2 separate regions of the Homo sapiens genome follow, and region 2 is linked to region 1. A link is a contact called in ENCODE Hi-C or POLR2A ChIA-PET data. All regions are on one chromosome and are shown on one strand. Each heading gives the region's core, a stretch centred on a gene start or an enhancer-like site at or near the end of the contact. The rest is flanking DNA. Distances are from core to core; before and after follow the strand shown. Region 1 holds the start of C12orf57 (chromosome 12 open reading frame 57). Region 2 has its middle 35 kb from the start of SLC2A3.

What was found. Hi-C counts contacts between places; a loop is a spot of excess contacts on that map. ChIA-PET counts read pairs that join two places held with the same protein, here RNA polymerase II (POLR2A). Pooled maps may share reads with other maps.
Region 2: a pooled map shows a loop between it and region 1 (4-fold over the local background). The contact joins the enhancer-like site here to the promoter of C12orf57 in region 1. A Hi-C loop is called at or near these places in 5 of 50 pooled maps. POLR2A ChIA-PET finds 5 or more read pairs at or near these places in 8 of 52 experiments (CD4-positive, alpha-beta T cell, GM12878, OCI-LY7 and 4 more).

What each region holds. Positions count from the first base shown.
Region 1 is chr12:6,939,652-6,945,925 of GRCh38, forward strand. It overlaps C12orf57 (chromosome 12 open reading frame 57), which reads left to right and starts at 4,371. Exons shown (of 3, transcript NM_138425.4): 1 at 4,371-4,522; 2 at 4,825-5,001; 3 at 6,120-6,274. The coding sequence starts at 4,471. The coding sequence ends at 6,271. It overlaps RNU7-1 (RNA, U7 small nuclear 1), which reads left to right and starts at 4,165; the gene lies at 4,165-4,227. It overlaps ATN1 (atrophin 1), which reads left to right. Exons shown (of 10, transcript NM_001940.4): 8 at 1,229-1,372; 9 at 1,723-1,903; 10 at 2,096-2,670. The coding sequence ends at 2,129. RefSeq lists enhancers at 4,179-4,758, 4,258-4,447, 4,748-4,867, 4,759-5,338, 4,878-5,027 and 3 more and a silencer at 4,661-4,920.
Region 2 is chr12:7,968,610-7,974,435 of GRCh38, forward strand. No RefSeq gene overlaps it. Among named protein-coding and RNA genes, the nearest start is that of SLC2A3, 35 kb to the left of the region's middle. RefSeq lists enhancers at 1-29, 30-742, 2,168-2,881. Within about 2 kb of position 2,147, at least 38 of the 41 ENCODE cell types and tissues checked have a DNase peak (open chromatin) inside an H3K27ac peak, as active enhancers do; they include CD4-positive, alpha-beta T cell and GM12878, where a contact is called at or near this core.

The DNA of each region.
Region 1 (6,274 bases), core at 3,121-5,620:
TCACCATACCTGGCTACTTTTTGTATTTTTGGTAGAGACGGGGTTTCGCCATGTTGGCCATGGCTGGTCTCAAATTCCTGAGCTCAAAGCGATCCACCCACCTCGGCCTCCCAAAGTCCTGAGATTACAGGCGTGAGCCACCGTGCCCAACCCACAAACCTATCTTCTGATTTCTCTGGATTCAACTCATTTTTTGCCATTTTCTCCTCTTCTCCCTCTGCGAGGTCTTTCATGTTTTTCCCCATCTCTAGATCTGTAACTTTCTAGAAAGGGCCCTGTAGCTTTGGGTTTGGGTGTCATAGGCGATAATGAGCTTTACTTACTATCCTTTCACCATTTTTTGGTTTTTGAGACGGAGTCTCGCCCTGTCACCAAGCTGGAGTGCAGTGGCGCGATCTCGGCTTACTGCAACCTCCGCCTCTGGGGTTCAAGTGATTCTTCTGCCTCAGCAGGCACTGCCTGCCCGAGTAGCTGGGACTGCAGGCGTGTGCCACCAAGTACAGCTAATTTTTGTATTTTTAGTAGACACGGGGTTTCACCATGTTGGCCAGGATAGTCTTGATCTCTTGACCTTGTGATCCACCCGCCTTGGCCTCCCAAAGTGCTGGAATTACAAGCGTGAGCCACCGCACCCGGCTTCCTTTTTTTCTTTTGCCCAGACTGGAGTGCAGTGGCGCGATCTCGGCTCACTGCAGCTTCCACCTCCCAGGTTCAAGCGATTCTCCTGCCTCAGCCTCCCGAGGAGCTGGGACTATAGGCGTGTGCCACCCTGCCTGGCTAATTTTTTTGTATTTTTTGTAGAAACAGGGTTTCACCATCTTGGCCAGGCTGGTCTTGAACTCCTCACCTCAGGTGAGCTGCCTGCCTCAGCCTCCCAAAGTGCTGAGATTATAGGCTTGAGCCACTGTGCCCGGCCTCTTCTTGTCTTATTTTCTAAACTTCTATCATCTTCCACCTTCTTCACGCAGTCTACCTCTCTCTGTCCTTCCCCTCAGACCCTTCTGATGACTGTAATCTCCTGTCCTGTGTCATCCATATGTCCCTCCTCCAGTAGGGCTCAGCCTGTCCACCCCTGCCAGGCCTCTAGTTCTTCCACTCTGCCTTTGTTCCACTTTGGACCTCCTTGTGTTTGTCTGACTCAGTTCCCAGGCTTGGATCCCTTCACCCAAATGCATGGTTTGCCCCAAACCTGCCTTCTGGTGACACCTTCCTCTTCTCTGCCCTCCAGCCTCTGCCTCGGTGCACCCTCTCATTGACCCCCTGGCCTCAGGGTCTCACCTTACCCGGATCCCCTACCCAGCTGGAACTCTCCCTAACCCCCTGCTTCCTCACCCTCTGCACGAGAACGAAGTTCTTCGTCACCAGCTCTTTGGTAAGGATGGAAGTTGGGGTAGGCAGCTCCAATGAGAAAAGGGCAGAAAGGAGGTATTTGGGTGGGGGGATGGGCCTAGTTGGGCTTGGGGAGGGATGAGGAGGTGCCTAGAGGAGCTGGGCATGGGAATAGGAGAGCTGGAGCTCTGCCCAAGAGAAGCACGAGTTTTAGTGTCAGCCTAAGAGGTTCGAATCCCAATTCCACCCTACCACTGGCAACTTACAGAACTGGGTGTGTTACCTCACTTTTTAGTTCATTACCTTTGTATGTAAAGGAGCTGGCTATCCCCTGGTCCAGAGCAGGTACTTGTTATCCGTTGGTCATATGCCCCTTGCCCTTCCTGCTCACAGCTGCCCCTTACCGGGACCTGCCGGCCTCCCTTTCTGCCCCGATGTCAGCAGCTCATCAGCTGCAGGCCATGCACGCACAGTCAGCTGAGCTGCAGCGCTTGGCGCTGGAACAGCAGCAGTGGCTGCATGCCCATCACCCGCTGCACAGTGTGCCGCTGCCTGCCCAGGAGGACTACTACAGGTACCCTAGGGTGCCCCAGCCCAGGGGACATGGGCTCAGCGAGCCTGGGAGGAGCTGTGGGCATGGTACGGCTGGGCACCGTGCTCCTGGGGGAGGGAACCCCTCCTCTCCCAACCCCTTCGGTAAGAGGGGGCAAGGTCAGAGTTGGTCTCAAGTCTCTTACCTCTCTGCTATGCACTGCCCCTTCCCTAGTCACCTGAAGAAGGAAAGCGACAAGCCACTGTAGAACCTGCGATCAAGAGAGCACCATGGCTCCTACATTGGACCTTGGAGCACCCCCACCCTCCCCCCACCGTGCCCTTGGCCTGCCACCCAGAGCCAAGAGGGTGCTGCTCAGTTGCAGGGCCTCCGCAGCTGGACAGAGAGTGGGGGAGGGAGGGACAGACAGAAGGCCAAGGCCCGATGTGGTGTGCAGAGGTGGGGAGGTGGCGAGGATGGGGACAGAAAGCGCACAGAATCTTGGACCAGGTCTCTCTTCCTTGTCCCCCCTGCTTTTCTCCTCCCCCATGCCCAACCCCTGTGGCCGCCGCCCCTCCCCTGCCCCGTTGGTGTGATTATTTCATCTGTTAGATGTGGCTGTTTTGCGTAGCATCGTGTGCCACCCCTGCCCCTCCCCGATCCCTGTGTGCGCGCCCCCTCTGCAATGTATGCCCCTTGCCCCTTCCCCACACTAATAATTTATATATATAAATATCTATATGACGCTCTTAAAAAAACATCCCAACCAAAACCAACCAAACAAAAACATCCTCACAACTCCCCAGGAACATGGCTGTGACTATTCTTTGCGGGATATGGGGGTGAGGCTGGGTCTCAGTGCAGCGGTGCTTAGAGAGAACTGCAGCCAGGGCCTGGCAGGGAAGCGGGAAGAGACCAGACCTTCTTAAGGAACGGGGTGTGGGGGCTGGGAAGAATTGGAGAGGGGATCCCTGAAGAGCCCAGAGCCTTGACTCAGCTGGAGGCGGTACCATGGGTGCTGGTGCCCCCTCCTGCCCCAAGGCTGGGCAGGACCGCTGCGCGCCAGTGGAGGCCTCGGTCTGGGCTCTGTGGCTTATGCCTGTGAGACGCGGGTGGATTGCTTGAGCCCAGGAGTTGGAAACCAGCTTGGGCAACATAGAGAAACCCCATCTTAAGACAAAATCAGCTGGGGGTTGTGGTGCACTTGTGGTCCCAGCTACTCAGGAGGCTGAGGTGGGAGGATCACTTGGGGGTCGAGGCTACAGTGAGTCATGATCGCACCACTGCACTCTAGCCTGGGTGACAGAGCAAGGCCCTATCTCAAAACAAACAAACAAAAGACACCCCAACCAACCAAACACTAGAGGCCTGGGACAGGCCCACCTCTGACGTGGTCAGTTCTAGGAATCTATTCAGACGGGTCTCACTGCTAGGAGCCACCAGAGTCCTCCGGAACAAGGGCTTCAGAGTCCTGAAACCTTTCCGTGGAATACTTTAAGAAACGGTTATGAGGCCAGGCGCGACGGCTCACGCTGGTAATCCCAGGACTTTGGGAGGCCGAGGCGGGCGGATCACGAGGTCAGGAGTTCCAGACCAGCTTGGCCAACATGGCAAAACCCTGTCTCTACTAAAAACAAAACATTAGCTGGGCATGGTGGCGCGCGCCTGTCGTCCCAGCGACTTGGGAGGTTGAGGCAGGAGAATCGCTTGAACCCGGGAGGTGGAGGTTATGGTGAGCCAAGATCCCCCCCAGCTGCACTCCAGCTTGGCGACAGAGCAAGACTCCGTCTCAAAAACAAAAAACAAAGCCGGTTATGAAGCGGGGGTGGGGTGGGCTAGTTTTAATAGGTCCAGGCGATTAGTACCTGGCATCCTTAACCACCTACAGTTTGAGAAGGGAGTGGGTGATAAAAGCCTGGAAGGGAAGGGAAATCGGGCCGGGCATTAGGCTCCATCGCTCATCAATAGACAAGGCCTTTAGGAAACTGCGACAACGGCTTTTGCTCTGGGCCTTTACTGCCGAATCCAGGTCTCCGGGCTTAACAACAACGAAGGGGCTGTGACTGGCTGCTTTCTCAACCAATCAGCACCGAACTCATTTGCATGGGCTGAGAACAAATGTTCGCGAACTCTAGAAATGAATGACTTAAGTAAGTTCCTTAGAATATTATTTTTCCTACTGAAAGTTACCACATGCGTCGTTGTTTATACAGTAATAGGAACAAGAAAAAAGTCACCTAAGCTCACCCTCATCAATTGTGGAGTTCCTTTATATCCCATCTTCTCTCCAAACACATACGCAGCAGTGTTACAGCTCTTTTAGAATTTGTCTAGTAGGCTTTCTGGCTTTTTACCGGAAAGCCCCTCTTATGATGTTTGTTGCCAATGATAGATTGTTTTCACTGTGCAAAAATTATGGGTAGTTTTGGTGGTCTTGATGCAGTTGTAAGCTTGGGGTATGAAGGTTTGGGCCACGCCTGGGCGCTTCCGGCTGCGCCGGATGCTGTTTCCTTTCCGCTCCCAGGGGCGTTGGGAACGGTTGTAGGACGTGGCTCTTTATTCGTGAGTTTTCCATTTACCTCCGCTGAACCTAGAGCTTCAGACGCCCTATGGCGTCCGCCTCGACCCAACCGGCGGCCTTGAGCGCTGAGCAAGCAAAGGGTGAGAATCGTCCTAGTCAAGGCATAGGCTGCTGGCCTGGGGTAGTCAAGGCATGGGCTGCTGGTCTGGGGAGGATGCGGGCGGAGGATGTGGGGCGACAAACCTGGCTACGTCCGCCGGGAAAATGGGGTAGGGGACGCCGGGTACCGTCCTTCTAAGTGGGGCGCTTGCCCCCAAGACTTGGGATCTTATTGGGTTACCTACAGCCTCAATCCACTAATTCCTTGCGCTCTCCGCTGGGCCCGCTGTCTGTTCTCCGACGCCTACCCGGGACGCCTCCCTGGGATGCTTCTGGCGCGCAGTGGTCCTCGCGGAGGTGATCCAGGCGTTCTCCGCCCCGGAGAATGCAGTGCGCATGGACGAGGCTCGGGATAACGCCTGCAACGACATGGGTAAGATGCTGCAATTCGTGCTGCCCGTGGCCACGCAGATCCAGCAGGAGGTTATCAAAGCCTATGGCTTCAGCTGCGACGGGGAAGGTGGGTCAGACGCGGGAAGGCGGGTCAGACGCGGGAAGGCGGGAGTTGGGTCGGGAGAGGGCGCCGGATCTGTGGGCCCATGAGCGGTTGTCCCCTTTCTCGCCACACGGCGGCAGCCACAATCTGACTAACATTCTTGGCACTCAGAGCCCAGGGTCTACCCTGAGCTTGTGCGTCCGAGTTGCGTTTTGTACAGTAGAGGTTCTGTATCCCTTACCCGAAATGGTTGGGACCGGAAGTGTTTCGGGTTTTTTCAGATTTCGGAATATTTACATATACATGGATATCTTGGGGGATGGGACCTAAATCTGAACACGAAATTGTTTTGTTTCATATACACGCACCTTATGCACATAGCCTGAGGGTAATTTTATATAATAGTCTGAATAATTTTGTGCATGAGACAAAGTTTTGACTGCGTTTTGACTACAGTCTCCCCCACCCCCCACTATGAAGTCAGGTGTGGAATTTTCCATTTTCGGCCTCACACTGGCACTCATAATTTCAGATTTTGGATTTTCTAATTAAGGATGGTCAACCTGTACTGTTAATCACATTATTATTCCATTTTGTGATGAGGAAGCAAACTCTAATGGTGCAGACTCTCGAGTAGCAGAGCTGGACTTAAATGCTGTTGTGCCACCTTTTAGTGACATGTCTGCATGACAGCAGTGGCTGCAGTCTCTCCAGGGTGTTTCAGCTAATTTTTGTTTGGGGGGGGTTGGTGGTTAAATTTTTGGTGAGATCCTGGTGTTCCCCAAAGGTGTTGACTGATTCAGCTCTGCTGCCTCATAGCCTTCCTGAGTTCCAGCTACAGACCTGGGGTCTCGTGTTCATTCTTGGGGTTCCAGTGACTAAACTGCTAAAATGGTTCACCTGAGAGCAAGAAGCACACTGCCTTGGGACATTTTCATTCACTGCATCCCATCTAGTTGTGCCCAGTGTAGACCAAATGTCATCATCCAAACCACACGGGACAGAGGCCTGCATGCGTCCTGTTTGGCAAACAGCTGCCCAGCCAGTGGGGGAGCAGTTCATGCTTAGACTACCACCCCCTCCAGGTGTCTTAGGCACGCTGGTCCTTAGGAGAAGGGTTGACCTTCCACTCCCTCTTGCAGGTGTCCTTAAGTTTGCTCGCTTGGTCAAGTCCTACGAAGCCCAGGATCCTGAGATCGCCAGCCTGTCAGGCAAGCTGAAGGCGCTGTTTCTGCCGCCCATGACCCTGCCACCCCATGGGCCTGCTGCTGGTGGCAGCGTGGCCGCCTCCTGAGAG
Region 2 (5,826 bases), core at 897-3,396, 1.0 Mb after region 1:
TCAGAAGTTTGAGACCAGCCTGGCCAATATGGTGAAACCCCGTCTCCACTAAAAATACAAAAAAAAATTATCTGGGCGTGCTGGCACGCGCCTGTAGTCCCAGCTGCTTGGGAGGGTGAGGCAGGAGAATCGGTTGAACCCGGGAGGCGGAGGCTGCAGTGAGCCGAGATGGTGCCACTGCACTCCAGCCTGGGCAACAGAGCAAGATTCCGTCTCAAAAAAAAAAAAAAAAAAAAAAAAAATTAGCCAGGAGTGGTTGTGCATGCCTGCAATCCCAGCGACTCCGGAGTCTGAGGCAGGATAATCGATTGAACCCGGGAGGCGTAGGTTGCAGTAAACCTAGATCGCGCCACTGCACTCCAGCCTGGGCAATAAGAGCGAAACTCCGTCTCTAAAAAATAAAAATAAAATAAAATAAAATACAAATTTAGTCCCAAGACAGTTGTGCCCATAGTCCCAACTATTGTCCCAGGTATTCAGGAAGCTGGGACAATAGCTGGTATTCAGGAAGGTGGGAGGGTTGTTTCAACCCAGGAGTCTGAGGCTGCAGTGAAGCCGTGATCGCTCTGCTACACTCCAGTCTGGGCAACAGGGTGAGACCCTGTGTCAAAAGAAAAAAAACTACATAATACATAAATACAACGCCATGATATATAAATCACGTTGTTTTTTGTTTGTTTTGTTTTGCTTTTGAGACGGAGTCTCACTCTGTCTCCCAGGCTGGAGTGCAATGGTGCGATCTCGGCTCACTGCAACCTCCACCTCCTGGGTTTAAGCGATTCTCCTGCCTTAGACTCCCGAGTAGCTGGGACTACAGGTGCCTGCCACCACACCCAGCTAATTTTTGTATTTTTAGTAGAGACAGGGTTTCACCATGTTGACCAAGCTGGTCTTTGAACTCGTAATCTCAAGTGATCCGCCTGCCTTGGCCTCCCAAACTGCTGGGATTACAGGTGTGAGCCACCATGCCCAGCCAAATCACCTGTTTTTAAACCATAGAAAAAGGGGAAGATAAATGTCAAAGGAGGACTGTATTTACAACTCAACAGTAAGGAAAATAAAGTCCTTGATTTAGATTCCCCCCCTTTCCAGTTTTCCACTTCTTTCTCCTCTCAAGCACCTTTTCTGCCTGGCAAGAAGCATGCAAAACAAACTACCCATTTGCTTTTCTTCTTCTTCTTTTTTTTTTTTTTTTTTTTTTTTTTGGAGACATAGCCTCACTCTGTCACCTAACCTGAAATGCAGTGGCTCGGTTAACTGCAACCTCCACCTCCCACCTCCCAGGTTCAAGCTATTCTCCTGACTCAGCTTCCCCAGTAGCTGGGATTACAGGCGTGCGCCACCATGCTCGGCTAATTTTTGTATTTTTTAGTAGAGATGGGGTTTCGCCATTTGGACAGGCTGGTCTCGAACTCCTGACCTCAGGTGATCCACTAACCTCAGCCTCCCAAAGTGCTGGGATTACAGGCATGAGCCACCGCGCCCGAACTACAATTCTTGGACGTCTCCATTAATTCTTACTGCTCTTCCATCCCCAATCTTGTCTTTCTCGGTGTCTTGATTACTTGAAAATCATCCCTTCGTCTCTGTTTCTCGAGCAGTGCCCCTTCCGCAACAGTACGCGCTCTCCTTTTTTTTTTTTCTTTTTTTCTTTTGAGGCAGGGTCTCAGTCTGTTGCCCAGGCTGGAATGCAGTGGCGCGATCTCGGCTCACTGCAACCTCCGCCTCCCGGGTTCAAGCGATTCTCCCGCCTCAGCCTCCCGAGTAGCTGGCATTACAGACGCCCGCCACCAGGTCCGGCTAATTTTTTTGTATTTTTAGTAGAGACGGGGTTTCACCATGTTGGCCAGGCTGGATTTGAACTCCGGACCTCAAGTGATCCGATCTCTTCGGCCTCCCAAAGTGCTAGGATGACAGGCGTGAGACACCGCGGCCGGCCGCGCTCTCCCTTTCTTGCACTCGTCTTTATCTTCTAAGCCCTCCACATGCTTTTAAACTGTCAGTCTTTTCATTTTTATTTCTTCCTCTTGGACGCATTTACCCAAATTGGCCCGAGGGAGGCTGAGACAGCAGATACGAAAGAAAAATGTGTGTATGCGTGAGTCTTTGGGTGGCGAAGAAGGAGGAGGAGGAATGTAGCTCGGGGCTCGGCCCCCGTGCTGGGATTCCGAGGGCGGGGGACAGGATGCGCGCGCGGCGGGTAGCGTGCCACACGGCACGTCCCGGCCGCTGCAGGAAGGCGGGGCTCAGGTCCCGCCGACTCCCACATGCTGGGGGACACCGGGAGCGCCTCCCACTCCCAGCCCGCCGGAGAGCCTTGCAATTTTCAGGAATCGGCGTCTTCTCTGGAAAGCCGCCAAAGGTTTTAAGAGGGTTTCGCCTTAAGGGCAGATGTTTTGTGCTAGGCCAGTAATCCTCAAACGTCCCTTTTAGCCCCACTCAGCTGTGTGAGTTTCCATCCCCATCCCCTCCTCTCACCCGACCACGTTGCCTCTTTAGCTGCAGGTCCTTTTATTGCTCTTCTTTCCCACGTACACTCCACGTTTCACATTTCACGCTTCCACACAGCCTCCTATGTTTACAAACTCTCTCCCTTCATTATGCCCGAGCAGCACGCTGAGTCTTTTTTAAAGTCAATTTTATGTATAAAATGTACACAATACAATTCAAACCTTTTAGGTGTGCAGGTGGACGACTTTTCTCTCTCTCTCTCTCTCTCACACACACACACACACACCAGTGTTGCCACTACCCCAATCCGCACAGAAATTTTCATCATCTTAGAAAGCTCAGCATCCTGAATCTTGGGCAGTTAGCCTGTCATTTTTCAATCACGACTTACAGGTTTTCTCCCTCACGCATTCACTTTTTCATATGTTGGTGAAATATTTACGTAAGTACCACGTATGAACCAAACACTACGGAAACAGAAACAACCGGGAAACTAGAGCAACTCAATGTAAAAGGGAAGGCGCATACAATAAGACACATACTTTTGTTTCCCCTTCACCTATAGTATTTCTGCTAATCCTTCCCCTTCCCCTTTAAAAACAATTAAAAAAATTTTTTTGTGAGTATGTAGTAGGTGTATATATTTATGGGGTCCATGATGTTTTAATGCAAGCATGCAATGTAAAATAATCACCTCATGGAGAATGGGGTATCCATCTCCTCAAGCATTTATGCTTTGAGTTACCCCCTCATCTTTTTAGACCCTCAGACAACTTAGTCAGCTGACCAATCCTTCCTGAGAAATAAATGTTCTTTTTCACCCTTTTTTTATGTCTTCCTGAGGAAGGCTGACGGTGAATGAAGCGCATTAGACTGAGAATAGCTGCTGAGTAGAAAACCGGTGGGAAAACAGAGAATTTCCTGGAGGCATGGGAGGGGCACGCTGTAATGAGTGGGAATGTCACAGGCGCTGTTTCAAAAAGAGTGGATGAAAGCCTGAGAATGCGGCTGTAAAGGCTACTGGAAGGCTCCTCGGGCAGGGGACAGGATGTGAGCCCCTGGAATAGACTCATAAAAGAAAATGTTAGCACATACCATTGAATTCACTGAGACACATGAGAAAATATGGGAAAGTCGGAGAGTGGAAGAAAATGTAAAGACCCCCCTCCTCCCCAAAGAGTACGTTGTGTAGTGGGGTAGAGTGGAAAATCAATCCAAGAAAAGTAGCAAACGGACCCAAAGATGAAGAGGAAGAAAAGAAACAGCAACACGAAACGAAAAAAAAAGCCACCAGATTTGTTGCAACGTTGATGTAAACCTGGCCGTCTTCCTGAACCAGTGACCCAGGGTTTCCGCTTCCCTTTGCTGTCATCTTGCTCAAGTCTAGAAGCTGAAATATCATCATCAACTCGACATGAGGGGATAACCTCTAGATCCACTCATCAGATGCTCATCAGACGTTCCAATTACAAAACTGAACCTCTTCTTAGTGCTGGGGCGGTTAGAATGCAAACATTTCAAGAAAAAAAAAACATTGTTTTCTAGTGGTGATAGAATTGAGGGTGAGTTCTTCCTTCCTTTATTTTTGTCTTTTATTTTTTTCTACTTTACTGAAGGGCACATGCAATAAAGCAGATAAAAATGCACTAATCTGGAGTTTACAGTTGGGTGAATATTTATATCTGTATTCACAGGCATAAACATTAACCGGATCAAGATCTAGATTTTTTTTTTGCACCACCATGCCCAGCTAATTTTTTTTTTTTTTTTTGAGATGGGAGTCTTGCACTGTCGCCCAGGCTGGAGTGCATGGCGCCATTGGCTCACCATAACCTCCAACTCCCGAGTTAAAGTGATTGTCCTGCCTCAGCCTCCTGCGTAGCTGGGATTACAGGCACGCGCCACCATGCCCGGCTAATTTTGTATTTTTTAGCAGAGATGGGGTTTCTCCATGTTAGTCAGGCTGGTCTGGAACTCCTAACCTCAGGTGATCCACCCCCCCGCCCCCCGCTCCTTGGCCTCCAAAGTGCTGGGATTACAGACATGAGCCACCGAGCCTGGCAAAATCTAGATTCTTTAACATTTCTTGCTCCTCAAAAAGGCTCCTTGTGCCGGTTCAAGTCTACAGCCGCCCTTGCCAGAAGAAACCAAGATTTTTTTTTTTTATTTTTCGAGATGGAGTCTTGCTCTGTCCACCCAGGCCGGAGTGCACTGGTGTGATCTCAGCTCACTGCAACCTCCGCCTCCCGGGTTGAAGCCATTCTCCTGCCTCAGCCTCCCGAGCAGCTGGGATTACAGGTATAAGCCACCACTCCCAGCTAGAAATCACAATTTTCACTTCTGTCATCATCAATGAATTTTGTTGTTCGTGACCTTTAAATGGAACCATACAGTATGTACTCTTTTGTGCTCAGATGTTTTTTTCACTGAGCATAGTGTCTATGAGTACTATGTGGTGGTGTTGGTAGTTCATTCCTTCTTACTGCTGAGTAGTATTCCACCTTTGGCTATGCCAACATTTATTTATCTATTCTCCCACTGATGTACGCGTTATTGTTTCCAGTTTTGAGCTATTATAAACATTCCTGTCATTTGCTCAATGTATGAATTCTTTTCTCTTGGGTGTATAATTAGGAATGAGATTGCTGGGTTGCTTTTTTTTTTTTTTTGAGACGGAGTCCTGCTCTGTCACCCAGGCTGGAGTGCAGTGGTGGCCATCTCGGCTCACTGCAACCTTCACCTCCTGGGATCAAGCGATTCTCGTGCCTCAGCCTCCTAAGTAGCTGGGATTACAGGCATCTACCACCATGCCCGGCTAATGTTTTTGAATTTTTAGTAGAGACAGGGTTTCATGATGTTGGCCAGGCTGGTGCTGAACTCCCGACCTCAGATGATCCACACACCTTGGCCTCCCAAAGCGCTGGGATTACAGGCGTGAGCCACCGCACCCGGCCTGGGTTGTTATTTTTTGGCAGTAAATAGTAAATTCTAAACAGAAACAAGTGGGCTACATCTTTGTCTTAATATGCGTATGGTATTTTAATAAAAATCTTTTAAATACATTATTTAAGTTGATCTTCAAACTTTAGTGTGAAGTAAAGTAGATAATGTTATCGCCATTTTACAGGTATAAAAGCTGAAAGATAATTTAAATGGCCAATTTAAGGTCATAATATCTCGTTTTTTTTTTTTTGAGACGGAGTCTCGCTCTGTCATCCAGGCTGGAGTGCAGTGACACGATCTTGGCTCGCTGCAAGCTCCGCCTCCTGGGTTCATGCCATTCTCCTGCCTCAGCCTCCTGAGTAGCTGGGACTATAGGTGCCCGCCACCACGCCCGGCTAATTTTTTGTATTTTTAGTAGAGACGGGGTTTTAA